Regions from separate parts of the Homo sapiens genome. Here region 1 is linked to region 2. The links are chromatin loops, found by intact Hi-C in ENCODE. Cell type or tissue: heart right ventricle. All regions are shown on one strand. Links, peaks and the distances in the headings refer to the core of each region. The heading gives the core; the rest is flanking DNA.

Region 1 (8,329 bases), core at 15-8,014, 530 kb after region 2:
GGGACTGCAGGGGTCAGGGGAATCAAGTCATGAGGGGATAAGGTCAACTACTTGGAAGTGATGAAGAGTTCTGGCTGCTGCTGAAATCATTGTTCAGAGCTTAGGTCTAGATCCATTTCTGTTACAGACTATCATGGTGACCCTAAGAAAGTCACTTCACCTCTCTGAATCTCAAGTCACTTGTCTGTAAACAGAACTAGCAGAAATGGCGTGAATTTAGGAGACAGAAAACTCAACTTCAGAACTTCAGTTTTGTTATTTACAAGTTTGTGATCTTGGGCAAGCAACTCAATAGCATTTTTATTTCAGCATCTGTAAAACAAGAATAATAATACTTTTTACAGAGTTTGGAAGAATTAAGAGTAATGATATACACAAAGTATGCACTACACTGCTTGGCAAGGAGGGACTCAATAAATGTTAGTTGCATTCATTCATCCATTCATCAAATATTTATTGTTGCTCCCACTGTGCCAGGTACTATTGAAATCCTGGGAATATAGCAATTTATGTGACAGATAATGTCCTTTCCTTCCCTTGTGGTACTTGCATTTTCTCTCCCTACCAGAAGAGTGAGATTCATGTTCCAAGGGCAAGACTAGGGCTCATGTTTTCTTTAGTTGTCCTGTGTGCTCCCTGAGGGCAGGTGCCACATCTAGCTCTGCTTTCTGTGCATAGGAGGTACTCATTGCACGTTAGGGGTTGAATTCAGTTACATAAGATGCAAAATATTGCAAATGCCATCTCCACAAGTAAAACATTTAAAGCACTTTATGCAACATGCTTCCACAGACTTGTCCATCTCTTTGTTTCAAATGTTTACTCCTCTTTTCTATAGAGCTCATCACCATCTTTCCTTTCCTATCTAGACCTCTCTGACTTCATTATTTCTGTGCTGTAGTCAAATAATGTTTTCAATAACAGTCATGCATCACTTAACGGAGATACGTTCTGAGAAATGCATTGTTAGGGGACTTTGTCTTTGTGTAAGCATCATAGAGTACACTTACACCAACTTAGATGGTGTAGCCTATTACACACCTAGGCTACATGGTATAGCCCGTTACACACCTAGGCTACATGGTATAGCCCGTTACACACCTAGGCTACATGATATAGCCCGTTACACACCTAGGCTACATGGTATAGCCCATTACACACCTAGGCTACATGGTATAGCCCGTTACACACCTAGGCTACATGGTATAGCCCGTTACACACCTAGGCTACATGGTATAGCCCGTTACACACCTAGGCTACATGGTATAGCCTGTTACACACCTAGGCTACATGGTATAGCCTGTTACACACCTAGGTTACATGTATAGCCTGTTGCTCCAGTCTACAAGGTTTGGCTCTATCACCCAAGCTGGAGTGCAGTGGCACGTTCTCAGTTCACCACAACTTCTGCTTCCCGGGCTCAAGTCTTCCTCCCACCTCAGCCTCCTGAGTAGCTGGGACTACAGGTGTGCACCACCATGCCTGGCTAATTTTTGTATATATTTTTAAAGGCTTAATGTGACTTATTTATTTATGTATGTATTTATTTATGATGGAGTCTTGCTCTGTCACCCAGGCTGGAGTGCAGTGGCTAATTTTTGTATTTTTTGTAGAGGTGGGGTTTCACCATGTTGCCTAGGCTGGTCTCGAACTCTGGAGCTCAAGCAATCTGCCTGCCTCTGTCTCCGAAGTGCTGGGATTACAGGTGTGAGCCACTGCGCCTGGCCTCAAAACACTATTATTATCTTATAAGACCACCGTCATATATGCAGTCGGTCCTTGACCAACAGCTATGTGGCACCTAACTGTATTGTACTTCTTCAACTGAGTGGTAAGAATGTGAAAATCCTGGAGGTCACCTTAGTTGAGGCTTTCTTCCAATTCAGCAAACCCCTTTATGTCATCTCTGATGCACTATTATCCATCCTCCATGTCAAGACAGCTGTGAATAGAGGGTTGACTGCCCACAAGGCCCACTTACTTCATGTTCACAAAGCTTTCATTCTTGCAAGGTTCTTTCTCCTACCCCCCTGAAATTTCCTTAAATAAGTATTTGCTGACCACCTACTGTGTGCCAGAACCATATTCACAACCAGGGGTACAGAAGTGGGACTACCAGTATTCCTACCCTCCAGTAGCTGCTAGTCCAGTGGAAGATTTGTTGATTAGAATTCTGCTCTCTCCACATAAAAGAGGCTTGTTATATAACTGAGGACAGTTATAGTGTTCTCTTCTAAGCCAGTTTTCTTTAAGAATGACAGTCACCTGGGATGGTAGTTCAATTGCAATTTTCTGGGCCCTCCTGGAACTAATTAATCAGACTCTCTACAAATCTAGGGACTGGAGCAGCTAGAATCTTCAAGTTTAAAAAAGCACCCCAGTTGATTCTCATGCACAATAAGCCTGAAGAACTCCTAAGTCTTGCTTTTCTGCCTTAATAATGCTAAGTTCGCTAAGTTCCTCCCACCTTCCTCATATTACATAATTCCCAGGTTTTTCTTTTCCCTCCCTCCCTCCCTCCCTTCCTCCCTCCCTTCCTCCCTCCCTCCCTCCCTCCCTTCCTTCCTTCCCTCCGTCCCCATATCCAAGCTTTCAGTATATGCCCCAGTTTGTAAATGGCTAAGGTGTGGCTCTCAGGACAGAGCATACCCATTCCAGATGTGGGTCACATCAGCAGAGGGTGCCATGGGGGTGTTAGCATCTTCCAGATGAACACATCGCTTTCTACAGAGGATGCTGAGAAGCACATTATTTGTCACCATGCCACATTGTTAGCTCATATTGAGATTTCAATAAGATAACACTCCTCCAATTAAGACCCTGCAATATACCTGACAGAGGAAAATTTGTTTATCAAATTTGTGAATAACACAACATCACAAAGGAGAGACAGATTATGAAATTATAATGACATATTATTTTTCTTAAATGAGATGTTAGCATCACTTGCTTTTAGCAAGCCAAAGGTTGCTTCCAGGGACCACAGATTATTTTCTGAGTGTTTATGAACCGTTACATTAATCTCCTGCAGATTTTTTTCTGGAGATTTATATGTTTACCTGTCCACTGTTTCTGAATCTACTGTCATCTACAATTTTACTTTTTTAAAAAGTGTGACATTTTTCCAGACTCTCCTATTTTGCAGTATTTCTTGACTATTATTCACCCAGAATGGTACCAGGATCATATTTTCAAACGGTTTCAGTGTTCTGGGAAGTTAATTTTGTTGAATCTAGTAATCAGATTTGTTTTAAACATACCATAAGCATCATCATTATTATAGTGATAGTTAATATTTATTGAATTTTTCTATGTGTCAGATAATATGCTGTACTTGCAGCGTATCATTTAATCTACTTAACAAATCTATGGCATACATACTCTTGATATGTCTACATCATAGAAGGGTAAAGGAGAGGGGAGGTTACTACTGGCATAAGGTTATTACTTCACGGTGGAGCTAGGCACTTAATCCTTGATCTGGGTGACTCTAAACCACCAACTTGTATGATCTCTTCCTGTCACATCCCCTATCTCAAGTTTTAATTCCTTCTCAATTCAGCTGATCGTCCCTCAACTATGAACAGCACGATAGGAAAGAGAGTACCAAGAGAGTTAAGAAGAAGTTCTCTGTAACTGATAAACATCATGCTGCATTTCCCAAGGAGGACTGCCCTTTTTATTCTTCTTCCTTCTTGAAACCTAAAAAAATCTCTCTTTTCCTTTTTTCTTTTTCTGCAGGCTTCAGCTCCTTCTGGGTCTTAGTGTCACTTGGCACCTTTGTTACAGGCTCCTGCACCTCTTTTGTCCTCTTCTTCTGCCAGGTGCCCCGCCTGCCATCTTTTGTACCTTTTTTTCAAAACTGAGCTCCTTGGAGAGTGTCTGCGCAGTCAGGTTGGTTTCTTCGGATGCTGCCGCCCTTTCCTTCTTCATCAGGATCATTCGTTTGGTGCTGTCAAAACACTGAAGCTGCCATCTTTCTTGAGCCACCTTTCTTTTTCATCACCCAGCTTTTCATATTGTTTATTTTCTACTGCCTCTGGCGATGCTCCTGATCCTCCAGGATCAGGGTCTGGCCATGCCCAGTGTCCTGTTTTTATTATGAATTCCTAAGATTAGCATCCACTTTCTTTCGAGATTCCCATTATATTAATTCAATCATTCCTGTATTCTTTCAACAAGCATTTATTGAATGCCTACTATGCACCTGTCTATTTCATCAGGTTTATACCTTGTTGGCACAATGCCTGGCACATAGTGGGTGTTCGATAAATATTTGTTGAAAAAGTGAAAATGAGTTAGACTTGAGCCCAGAGTGACAGAGTCCCTTATTGATTTTTCCCCAACCTTCTGAATGATCAAGCTGCTTGTAAGGCAATTAAAAAGTATGTCAAGAACACTGTTTCAGCAGGACCAGCCTTCCAACCAGTGTCTGGAGAGCTGAAGTTGTCAACCCTGGCTGGAACTGGCTCCTGTGCCTGATGTATGGTTGATATTTTGGATCAGGAAAGAGCATCAATTTCCTGTGTACCACACAGTCAGAGGCATCCCTGTCTCCTTTTTCTTGGTGTCCTCACTCAGTTTCTGGGCACGACATGTCCCACTCTCCATTGAGTGGATTTCTGTAGTACGACTCTGCTGCCAGTCTACTGACAGCCTCCTTCTCCAGCACGGCAGCCCACCAAAAGTGCCTCCTTCCAAGCCTGTGGCCACAAGCCCCAGGGATAATGGTCAGCACATTGTGGCGTTGGATTTTTCTGCTACTTAAATTTATGATGATGCAGGGCATGCAGGTAATCAATTATGCGATTCTTTCAGGGTTGCTTCTGCCCTTCCTCTTCTCCAACATTTTCTTTGAAAGGTGACCCTGCTCCACTTCCTCTACCAACATTCTTCCTGTGTCAGATCTGTCCTCCCCTGTGGTGGGCGTGTTCTTCACCTTCCCTTCAAACTTTAGCCAATTAGGTTTCCTCCATTCTTATGTGTGGAACCTCTGGAATGAACCTGCATTCTTTTCTTTGTTAACCCAACCCCTGGCAGCAATTATGTCCTAAAGGAAAGTCCCCTGGTAACCTCAAACAGGTTGCTCCCTCTATCATCCAATATATTCTTGTGTTTACGTGCCCTGGCCAGAAAGCTTTTTGGCTTCCAGGTCTATGCCCAGTGCATTCAGCCACTGATGCTCCTTGGTTCTGGCCACGCCCAGCTCCGTGTGGGTCCCTGAGTGGTCTACGTTCTCCCATGCTTCCCAGGCTTTAGCACCTGCTACTCCCTCTTCTCCTCATCCCGCTCTCTGCCCATTTTCTTAGCTAATGTCCACTCTGCCCTGGAGCTTTGCTTCATGGTGGGAGTTTCTCTGAGCTCTGTTCCCCCAAGGTGGGCTAGGCAACCCTAGTGTCTGCTCCCACAGGAGCTACCATATGTGGATGTCCCCTGGGTCCCTACCTCTCTGCACCCGGGATGCTTATTCTCTTACCTGGCTTCCCTGTTATGCCCTGTGTCCCTGAATACATTGAGGTACACCTGCCTTTCTGAAAGTTTGGCAGGTTTCCCAGTGTGTACTGAGAAAACAACAAGGGTTGCCAGAAATGGGAAACATAATTTCAAGGGGGAGAATGGCAAATGTACAACTCTCCAACAAAACTGAACTCCCAAACACAGTGAAAAGCGCAAACTCTCAGACAAACAGCTATTAAGGACATAGAGTCCGAATTCACCCGGAACAAAAGACCCGTCTATAACCATTATTTATCACTCAGCAAACACTCTCTTTTTGTTCCATTGTCAATGCTCCACAGACCACATCTGCCTTTGGGCAGAGGGGAAAGAGAGAAAGGGAGAGAGAAATGAATAGAAATGAGAGTATGAGTTTCATTTTATTTATTTATTTTACATATAAATCAGCTAATCGGTTTAACATTCATATTAAAGTTGTAATCACCTTTGCATACATTAAAATACAAACTAGCACAAGTAATAGGCCTTAAGAACAACATTACAATAGCTATTAACATATAACAGCTACCTTATCAACTTACAACATCCCTATAAAATAATAACTGCATCCAGGATTGATTTGCGGGAAATTCATTCTCCCAGAGCACTGAAGCCTGACTCGAAGTCTGGGGAAGGTGAGAGTCTGGTTGTTCTTTGGCTGACGCAGAGAGGTGGCTCTTGGGGAGTGAAGGACACCAGAGGCGGAGATAGAGGCTTGAGCTTTCGTTTTGGCTCTATTATCCACTAGAGAGATGACCTGGGGAAAATGTCTTAACCTCACTAAGACTCAGTTTCCTCGTCAGCAAAATAGAAATAAGGGTGTTTCCTTCATAGTGTTTCTGTGAAAACTTAAATGAAATCATAGGAGAGGACCTGGCCTTTGTAGCAGATGCTTAAGAAACGTCAGCATCTTTTCAAGAAAACCAGGTGCTCTTAGAGGGTGCAAGGGCTGGACCAGAAGGATGCTACTTAGAACATAATATGGTATCTTTCCCATTCATTCATTTGCTCACTCATTAAACATTTGTTGAGCACTGTCAGAGATGATATGAAAAATTTTAAAACATTAGAGTTTCTCTCCTTATAGGACTTACCATTGAGTTGGGAAAATATCAAGTCAAGAACAAGCTGGACAGAACTGAACACATGAAAGGATAGAATATACACATTATGTCGGCAGAGAAGAAAGGGCAGAGTGACTGTGAGTGGGAAACAGGAAATCACTACACAGAGAGGTAACCTTTGAGCCAAGCCTTGAAATATGAAGCGTATTTCAGTAAATGATGAGGAAAAGGATATTTTAAGCTAAGGGAACAGCATAAGCAAGGATACAAAGGCATGGCATATCCAGGGAAAATCAAATATTCTTTTTCTGGTGGAAGCTTGAAGAGCAAGGAGGGATGGAGAGGAAGATGCTGGAAAGAGAGATGGTGCCAGACAGAATGAATTGATAGAACAAATGCAAGTATCTACAGATTGTAGGGGACCTTCAAAGCTGGGTAAGGATGGAGGTGTCAGATACCAAGTGAAGGTATTGGGGCTTTGTTTTACAGGCAAAGGGTAGCCAGTGGGCTTGCTGAGAAGGGGAGGAGTAAATTGTGTACCCTATGAAGATACAAGTGGTAATGAATGACAATGGTGAAGGGTGACTGTGAGAAAAAAAATCGAGGAACTTGATAGGGTGCTATAATAGTTTTGGAGAACATGAGTAGGGCAATGGAAGGAAAAATGGAAAGGCAGTATAGATCCATGTGAAAGGCAATAGAGATTAAAACGTGTCATGACAAGAGAACTAATTGGTTATGGGAGATGAGAAAGAGGCTGGTGACTTGGCATCCACACTAAGTGCTGGGAATATAGGATGCTCTTTACGGAGATTAGGACCCCAATTGGGGAGAAAATAATGAGTTTAGTTTTTAGAATGTTGTTTTAAAAGTGATACTGGGCTACATGTGAGAGCATCACCGATCAGGAAAATCAACAACTCACAAATATATTTTCATTGTTACTCTCAGAATTAGCCACCAGAATGGGTGCTAGGAGTGTGAACGTGGAAAGAACCAAGATTCAGTTAGGACACAATAAAATAATTTTGAGATCACTTAGAAATTTTCATCCTCAGTACTTAGCAATGAGAGATGGTATACTTAGATCTCTGTACCGTGGACTATCATTATTCAATTTAAATTGCTACAAAGTACTATTCTTACATGATTGGCCTGAAAGCCTTGATGCTGAGTTCTAGATATTTGAAGCCTAATACCACAAACGTACCTCTCTGGACAAACTGTCACCTGGATTTTTAGACAAAAGAAGGAAAGCATGGCCCGTTGGACCACAGCAAGACCTTCTTATTTTTGCAAGCTATTCTATTTTATTTGTTCTTAGTGTTCAGCCTGGGACCTAGGCAGGCTACAGATGTTACTGCTGATGGCTGCAGTGACCAGTATCAAGTGATTTCTTATGAGACCCTGAAGAAGGAGGCTGATGGCCATTGGGCCCACTGACAGCATATTGCCTAATCGCCATTATTCTGGAGGAAAATGCTCAGGAGGTGTTATATGTGGTGTAGCTTAGGATTCCAGGCAGAAGACAGTCCAGTACCTTCCTAAGTCACTAAGGAAGAGCTAAACACATGGTCCCTGTTTCACTGAAATGAGATCTGCCTCTACCACCCGACTCTATGAAGCAAAGGCAAGGAGGTATTTCTTAATCTGAGAAGACATCTTGCCTTTTATGGCACTGTTAAAACCACACATTTGGGTGTCGGAGGAGGTCTCAGCCACACATGCTCAGGGGGCTTTTATCAATGCACCCCCATCCTTGGAGTAGG
Region 2 (8,329 bases), core at 110-8,109:
CCTCCAGGTGTGTGAGGCCACCCTAGTCAAGAAATAAACAAGCAGCTTCTTTGCTTCCCTCCAATCCCTCCAGCTTTTCTCTGCCTGGAAGCCTCGGGGAGCTTGTGCTGGCAGGGGTGGAGGCAGAGGAGGGGAGAGAAAGAGACCTGGAGAGTGCAGATTCAACCTTGGTCAGCGCCAGGGCCCGGGTTTCAGTGCCCTCCCCGTCCAAGAGAAATGTCCCTCCCGGCCTGTGTTCCCCAGGGGGCATTCTCTCCTCAAGAAATCTCTTTAAATCTCCCTTGGAAATGTCTGAACGTCTAAAGTGACAGCAGATGTCAGCTCCTCCTTTATCCACCTGCTTTTCCCCAGAAACGCCAATGCTCATTTGATGCTCCAGGCTTGGGGGCCCTGGAGTGCATGAGTGAGTGTGAGGGTCCCGGGCTGGCTGGTCATAGGGCCAGCAGAGCAGAGCCGGCTGCAGGCACAGACAGCCTGACTTCCGAGTGCCCTGGCTGGCGCGGGCTGTGTGGAGGGCCGCTGATTTCACTGGGGCCTGGAGCTCTGAGCCGAGTGTCAGACACCTGCGCTGAAAGGAAAAGGCTGCAGCCTGTGTTGCCATGGATATACGGAGGCGCGATCAGATGCTGTTATTTTTAGCCCTGCAGTGCCAATTTATTGGTGGCATCCTGGGGACACTCAGGAAAGGCAGGAGGGCTCCGACTCAGGGCTCTGCCAGGACAGGTGGCTGTGAACGTGCTGGGGTCTGGGTAGACTCAGCCTCCCTTGGGGGCTGCCACGACTCTGGGGTGGGGGGAGAGGAATGGAAATGCGGGGCAGTGTGGGGGGAGCTGGTGAATGGAGACAGTAGAGAGGTATGGCTGAGGAGACACCAAGCTGGTTTTGGTTTTCTAGCGAAGGGGAGAATAGATGAGGCCATCAGCAGGTGGCTTTCTGGGTAGAGAGGAAGCTGAAGCCCACGAGCTAATTTGGAGACCTCAGGAGGGCCCTGCTCTGGGGCCAGGACCCAGATGTCCTGCAAATGTTGGTGGTTCAGTTCCTGCAGGGTCCCAGAGCTTTGGGGTTTTGATCTGAGTCAGGCTATGGTGGGAACAGGGGCCTCCCAAAGGGCAGTGGGCATGACAGAGGTGAGGGGGGAGCATTCGGAAACGGCAGAGGAATCGAACTGGCAGCTTTGCTTTTTGCCTGTGGCCAAAGCACCAGATAGGGCAGGGACGTCCGCATTTGCGTCCTGGTGCCACAACCTTCTTGGGTCTGGCCTGAGCCAGGTCTCAGCTTCTCCATGACTGTCTACACCCCATCATTCAGGCCTGGTGTGATGCCCTTGTCCCTACATATTTCATGTAACAGTCATTCATCTACTAACTCCCACCGTGAAAATACTCCCCTGCTGCAATTATTTTTATTATATATAATAAGACATGCCCCCTGCCCTCAAGGGGGCCCCTGAACACGTGGCCTCGTGGAGACGGTGACAGGGCTCCCTGGCTGGGTGACTCACACGCATTGGGAAGAGGCTGATCAGGAGCTGCAGAGATGCTCTCTTAAATTCTCATGGGGCCAGGAGAGGTGGCTCACGCCTATAATCCCAGCACTTTGGGAGGCCGAGGCAGGTGGCTCACTTGAGGTTAGGAGTTGGAGACCAACAATGGTGAAACCCTGTCTCTACTAAAAATACAAAAATTAGCTGGGCGTAGTGGCACGTGCCTGTAGTCCCAGCTACTCAGGAAGGTGAGGTTGCAGTGAGCTGAGATCGTGCCACTGCATTCCAGTCTGGACAACAGAGCGAGACTCCATCTCAAAAAGCAAAAAACCAACAAAAAATTCTCACGGGCCAAGGCCATGGTGAGTGGATGAAAGGGTGGACACGTTGGCCACCTAGTGACCTCTGATGCTTTTTTTCCTGGCCAGGATAAAATTCATCACCCACCACTCTCAGGGCTGAGACCCCTTCAAAGCTAACAAACAAAAAGAGAGGTGACTAGAAAACTACCCAGGCCCTTCCTCCCTCAGCCTGGGTCTGACGGGGAATCCAGGAGGTGGACCTAATTGTTGTCTACCCATAGTTGGAGGTGACAGCAAGGCCCAGAGCCAGCGACAGCTCCTTTGGGGCTATGCCTGGTGCCAAGATGCCTGAGGTCCTTCTTCCCTCCCTCAGGCCTGGCTCACCCCAGCGAGGGTCTTACCATTGACGGTCAGGGTCACCTCTCTCTCCCCGGCTCCCACACGGGGCACCACAGCCCGGCACACGTACTTGCCCGCGTCCTCCTGGCGCACGGATTTGAGGGTCAGGGTCTTCTCATTGCTCAGGACCTAGGAGAATTGGCAGGCTCAGATGCCAAGAGCAGGCGGAGGGGTGCACTCTTGTCTCTGGGAACAAGGCAGCTGAGAGGCTGGCCTGGGGTAACTGAGGCAGTCTCCGGCATCTCAGTAGGAAGCAAGGTGGGGAGGAAAGAGGCCAAAAGTTTCCTGGCCCAGACAATGCCTGTGGGCTGTACAGAGGAGACTGTACCAGCAGAGAGGCCACCCCGTGTGACTGAGGATGTTACATCCCAGGCGCAGCCCTGTGGGCTGGGGGCATGTGGGGGCACATGTGCCGGAGGAGGGGGATGCCTGCCTGGGGACTTCCAGGTTTCCTCCTACAGGAACCTCCCTGTACCTGCGGTGGCTTCTCCTCTCCCAGGCTAGCCATGGGTGACATGATCCTACAGCTGAACTTCTCTGGGGGCTCCTGGACCTGTTTTCAGAGTCATTTTCAGGATCCCTTTGGGATATAGCTTGGAGTGATGAAAACAGGCTCTGGCATGAGCTTGGTCTGCGTTCGAATCCCGGCTCCAGCAGTGAACACCTGTGTCTCTTTGGTCAGTTACTTATCTTCTCAGACGCTCCCTTTCTATGTATGGAGGCTGCTAGGATAATGCAGCGTCTGCTACATAACAGGCCACACAAAGGTCGGTTTCCTTCTGGTCCCCCTGCTTCCCTACCTGGAGCTCTCCCTGTTCCTTCCTATGTGAGGACATCTGACAATCTCTTATGCACTGAAGAATATATACGTCTTAAAAGAGGAACACAAGGGCTGGACACGGTGGCTCACGCCTGTAATCCCAGCACTTTGGGAGGCCGAGGTGGGCGGATCACCTGAGGTTGGGAGTTTGAGACTAGTGTGACCAACATGGAGAAACCCTGTCTCTACTAAAAATACAAAATTAGCTGGGCGTGGTGGCCCATACCCATAGTCCCAGCTACTCAGGAGGCTGAGGCAGGAGAATTACTTGAACCCGGGAGGCGGAGTTTGTGGTAAGCCAAGATCACGCCGCTGCACTCCAGCCTGGGCAACAAGCGCAAAACTCCATCTCAAAAAAAAAAAAAAAAAAAAAATGGAACACAGGAAAGTGAAGCCCAAGTCCAAGGCTAACGGTGGCTTTATTTGGGGGAAGTTTAAAAGGCTCTTTCTTTCTCTTTCTTTTCTTTCTCTCTCTTTCTTTTCTTTCTCCTTTCTTTCTTTCTTTCTCTCTCTCTCTTCCTTTCTTCCTTTCTTTCTTTCCTTTCTTCTTCTTTTTTTTCCCCAAGGTCTTGCTACGTTGCCCAGGCTGGACTTAAACTCTTGAGCTCATGTGATCCTTCCACCTCAGCCTCCTGAGTAGCTGGGACTACAGGTGTGTGCCACTGTGCCCACTTGAAAAGCCTTTCTAGTGCCTTCCCTCCCAGCACATTGGTGACCACCTACTTTTCTTGTAAGGTTTAGGACAGGGCAAGAGTGCAATGGCTGAATGTGCTCAGGGTGGGACAGGCACATGGGGGTGCCTGGGTTCCCCCTCCTCTTTCTGGGATCTTTCTCCCTGTGGCTTACACTGGAGGCTGACTCCCCCAGTCTAATAGTGAGAGGGGCCTGGGCAGCAGTTCCTTCTTGCTCCACTGTCCCCGCCCCCTGCCAGAGGTGCCCCGAGGTCTGAGCTGCAGCCTCACCACTCCGGAGCCCCGCTTCATCCAGACGATGGTCAGGGATGGGTTGCCGGTCCAGGCGCAGCTGAAGATGGCATCAGAGCCCAGATCCACGAGCAAGGATTGGGGTTCTGTGGTCATCCGGGGCCCAACTGCGATGTGAGGAAGAAGAAGACAGGTTCAGGTGGGTGGGGAGCTCTGGGATCCTCCTTGCTGCTGCCTCCTTTTCCCCCTAGACCTTGACTGGGGGGAGGCAGGCAGTGGGGTACTTGTGCCACCTCAGTCGCTTCCATTTTAAGTCTTATGTCCGGGCGGGGTCTGGGATCTGGGAGTGGGACTCAGGAAGCAAGGAGGAGACCACTCTCCCTGAGGCTTCGCCTCTCTTGGGCCCATGGAGGTGGTCGGCAGCGTGGGGCCTGGGAAGAAGGTGCTGGGGACCAGGTTCTGCCTGGATTTACCCCCACGGCTCTCATCCCCTTCCCTCTGTCTGGATCACGCCCGGTGCTAGAAAGCTGCGGAAGCCCCTCCATCCCAGTGGCGGGCAGGGGCCCTCCTCCTGCCCTGGAAATCTGGGCTCTTGGGATCTTCATGCCTCTGCCTTCAAGCTAGCTGCCATCTCCTCCAGCCTCAGCCTTCATGACCTGGAATCGAGTGACTGGTGCACCTCTGGGGTGGGATGGGGGCTCTGAGATGCAGGGTGATGGAGGCAGGGCTCTCGTGACCCACGCCTCCTCCCCCAGGGTTTCCCACCCGGTGCTCTCAGGCCACCCTCCTATTACAGCCGTTCCAGCCTCTGTGTCACGCCCATTGCAGTGGAGCAGCCCTGGGTTCCACTTCCGACCCCTCTCCTAAGCATTAAAGAGCTGAATGCAGGCTCCTCTCCACCTTCCCTAGCATGTCTGGAGCCTTCTGTAGACCAAGCTTGGTCTACACAGTGGGGGCCGTGTGGGGATTCCAGGCTCAGGGTCCGACCGTGGCCAGGCAGGCCTCAGAGTGCTCCTTCCAGGGAGCAGACAGAGCCTGAAGCCTGGTGCCAGGAGACTGCGATTAGTCCCCTGATGTAAAAAGGGAGTAACAGCACTTTCTTCGGAGGCTTCAAGGGCAAGGGGGAGGGCCAGATTTTTTCAAGTTTGTAAAAGCAAGTTTAAAACTGTAAGGGGCGGTGCATGAGCTAAGGATGCTTGTTTTGAACACATCCAGCCAGCTAGTCCATGGCAGTGCGCTGCCTTGCTGCGGGTCCCTGCTGGACCTCCAGTGAATAAGAGGGGATGGGCAGGTGCGGTGGCTCATGCCTGTAATCCCAGCACTTTGGGAGGCAGAGGTGGGTAGATCACGAGGTCAGGAGATTGAGACCATCCTGGCCAACATGGTGAAACTGTCTCTACTAAAAATACAAAAATTATCTGGGTATGGTGGCAAGTGCCTGTAGTCCCAGCTACTCGGGAGGCTGAGGCAGGAGAATCTCTTGAACCAGGGAGTTGGAGGTTGCAGTGAGCAGAGATCTTGCCACTGCATTCCAGCCTGGTGGCAGAGTGAGACTGTCTCAAAAAAAAAAAAAAAAAAAAAAGAAATAAAAAGAAAAAGAAGGTACGTCCGTGAGTCCCCTCAGTGGAAGGCAGCAGAATGTGTGAATGGGCAATGGATTTGGTCATTGCCTGGGTTCAGTTCTCATTTGGCCACCTACTGTGTGACCTCAGACCTCCATCTCCTCATTCAGATGATGAGAATAAATATCTACCCATGATGGCCTGCGTGCTTGTGTCCCCCGTCAACCCTGCAATTCGTAAATTGAAATCCTCACCCCTGTGGGATGGTAGTAGGAGGAGGAGCTTTGCAGGGGCAGGGGTTAGATCATGAGAGTGGAGCCCTCGTGATGAGATTAGTGCCCTTGGAATAAAGGCCCCAAGAGCTTGCTTCTCTCTTTCTCTCTGCCATGGGATGCCACAGCAAGAAGGCAGCTGCCTGCAAGCCAGGAAGAGAGTCCCCACCAAAACCCACCACGATGGCACCCTGATTTCAGCCATTTAAGCCACCGAGTCTATGGTAACGTGTCATAGCAGCCCCAGCCAAGACCCTGACTCATGGGGTCATGATAGGGATTGAAATAAACATGAAACAATGCACAAACCAGCTTTCGTCGAGTGCAAACCATCCTACGCTCATGACGCATGAAGCTTGTGTTGTGTGCAATGAATCTAGCCCTGGTTTCTCCAGCTCTAAGCAGAAACCAGTGGATGCCTGCTCGCCTGGGGAAGCCTGCACCACTGCACTCACAGTAGACGTCAACCGTGCGGCTGAGGTTGGTGCTGCCCAGGGCGTTGGTCACCTCACAGGAGACGGGCTCTGAGAAGTACGTGTAGTCCACTGTGGTCCTGTACACCTCTCCAGATGCCTCCTTGATGATCTGGCCCCGCTTGGCCCACCTGCAACAAAGGCCAGGGGCTGATGTGGGCCTTGAGTGGCAAGGCCAACCCTCCGGGAGCTGGACACATCCATCCCATGGAAAAATGAGGCCTGGGTTGTGTGGCAAGTGGGGAGTCCTCTGGGGTCCGTCAAGGGGAATCTTCACAGAGGGGCTACTTCAAGGGCTCAGAAAGAGTTGGTTTTGCTCCCACCCAGGTGGTTGTGAAGGCAGTGGGCTTTGGTTTGTGGTCACCAGGCAGTCAGTGGCACTCAACAAGTGGGTTATTCTGGAGGGGGTGAGTTGATTACTCGGCTGGTCAGCCCATCTGCTGGCTAGACGATGGAAAATCCAACTGTCAGTGGGCAGACAGCTCGCTGTCCTGCTCTGAGCTGGATCATGGGCCCCTTTGGAAAAGAAGGAGGCCAAGTCCATGACCTCAGAGGCCAGGGTCAAACGGAGCATGCCCATACATGCATGCTCATACGTGTGCACGAGCACACACACACACACTGACAAGGCGAGAAGCTGTAGGAGAGGTATGCTGTAGGGGCTCCATCTCCCGTCCAAACAGTGGAATACTAATACCCATCAGGAGGAGTGGCGTGAGCGAGTAGCCCTGGCTGCCCCTCTCTTTCCTCTTGACAAGCTCTCAGCTCTCCTGTCCTGTTCTGCCTCCTGCTTCCATGGGGTTCTGCATGGTGTCTCCTCGCCCCAGAAAGTCCTCCTAGTTTCCCTGGATGGCACTTGCTCTTCTTCCTGCCTGGCCTCTGCCCTTGCAGCCTGGCTTTGCTCCTCTGAAGCAATGGCTCCATCAGCACTGGCTTGGTGAGGGGATGTGAGTCGGAAGTCTCTTTTGTCGGCCAATCGGTACCACACAATAGGGGAGGACAGGAGGCCTCTGGCTTGCTTTGGATCTGGCTCTGGGGCAGTGACCCCTGTGTTGGACCAGTGACCCAGCAGCCTGCTGTGTGCAGAAAGCAACGGAGCCTCACAGGGGTGTATGTGTATACACATGTATGTGGGTGTATGTGTATACACATGTATGTGTGTGCATGTGTGTTCATGTGAATGTGTGCATGTATGTGTGCACGTGTGCATATGAATATGCATGTGTGAGTGTGCCTGTGTGTGCATGTGTGAGCATGTGCGTGTGTGCATGTGTGAGTGTGCCCATGTGCACGTGTGCATGTGTGAGCGTGGGCATGTGTGTCCATGTGCATGTGTGCATGTGTGAGTGTGCATGTGTGAGTGTGGGTATGTGTGAGTGTGTGCATGTGTGAGTGGGCATGTATGTGTCCATGTGTATGTGCGCATCTGTGAGTGTGTGAATGTGTGCATGTGTGTGGGTGTGAGTGTGTGCATGTGTGCATGTGTGTGTGTGCATCTGCGTATGTGTGCATGTGTGTCAATGTGCATGTGTGCATGTGCGTGTGCATGTGTGCATGTGCATGTGTGCATGTGTGTGTCCATCGGCGTGTGCGAGCATGTGCATGTGGGAGCATGTGCACGTGTGTGTGCATGAGTGTGTGTGTGTCCATGTGCATGGTGCGTGTGTGGTGCGTGCATGTGCGAGTTTGTGCATGTGTGAATGTGGGCATGTGTGAGTGTGGGCATGTATGACTGTGTGCATGTGTGAGGGTGTGCATCTGTGCATGTGTGTGTCTGCATGTGAAAGTGTGGGCATATGTGTGTATGCGTGTATAGATGTGTGAGCATGTGCACGTGTGTGTGCATGTGTGCATGTGTGCATGTGCGTGTGTGCATGTGCGTGTGTGTCCACGTGCATGTGTGCATGTGTGTGGGCGTGTGTGCATGTGTGAGCGTGTGCATGCATGGGTGTGTGCATGTGTCAATGTGCATGTGTGCACGTGAGTGCATGTGTCCATGTGCATGTGTACATGTGTGAGCATGTGCATGTGTGCATGCATGTGCATGTGTGTGCGTGTGTGCATATGTGTCCATGTGCATGTGTGCATGTGTGTG

What was found. A loop is a pair of places that touch in the nucleus more often than their neighbours do. Peaks named below come from ENCODE experiments on the same cell type or tissue, not always from the same donor. Only the 100,000 strongest peaks of a DNase experiment are listed, where the experiment ranks them.
Region 1: a loop joins it to region 2, with 8 times the contacts of the local background. A loop is called at or near these places in 18 of 110 quality-filtered maps.

Annotation. Positions count from the first base shown.
Region 1 is chr11:126,973,383-126,981,711 of GRCh38, forward strand. All of the region lies in intron 1 of KIRREL3 (kirre like nephrin family adhesion molecule 3), which reads right to left. Among named protein-coding and RNA genes, the nearest start is that of MIR3167, 11 kb to the right of the region's middle. In heart right ventricle, for the core only: no CTCF peak of the experiment used is centred there; no DNase peak of the experiment used is centred there; H3K27me3 peaks cover 4,442 bases.
Region 2 is chr11:126,442,793-126,451,121 of GRCh38, forward strand. KIRREL3 (kirre like nephrin family adhesion molecule 3) reads right to left here. Exons shown (of 17, transcript NM_032531.4): 8 at 6,217-6,365; 9 at 3,967-4,094; 10 at 2,187-2,313. Among named protein-coding and RNA genes, the nearest start is that of ST3GAL4, 91 kb to the left of the region's middle. RefSeq lists enhancers at 1-439, 1,862-2,415, 2,416-2,969, 4,083-4,651. In heart right ventricle, for the core only: no CTCF peak of the experiment used is centred there; no DNase peak of the experiment used is centred there.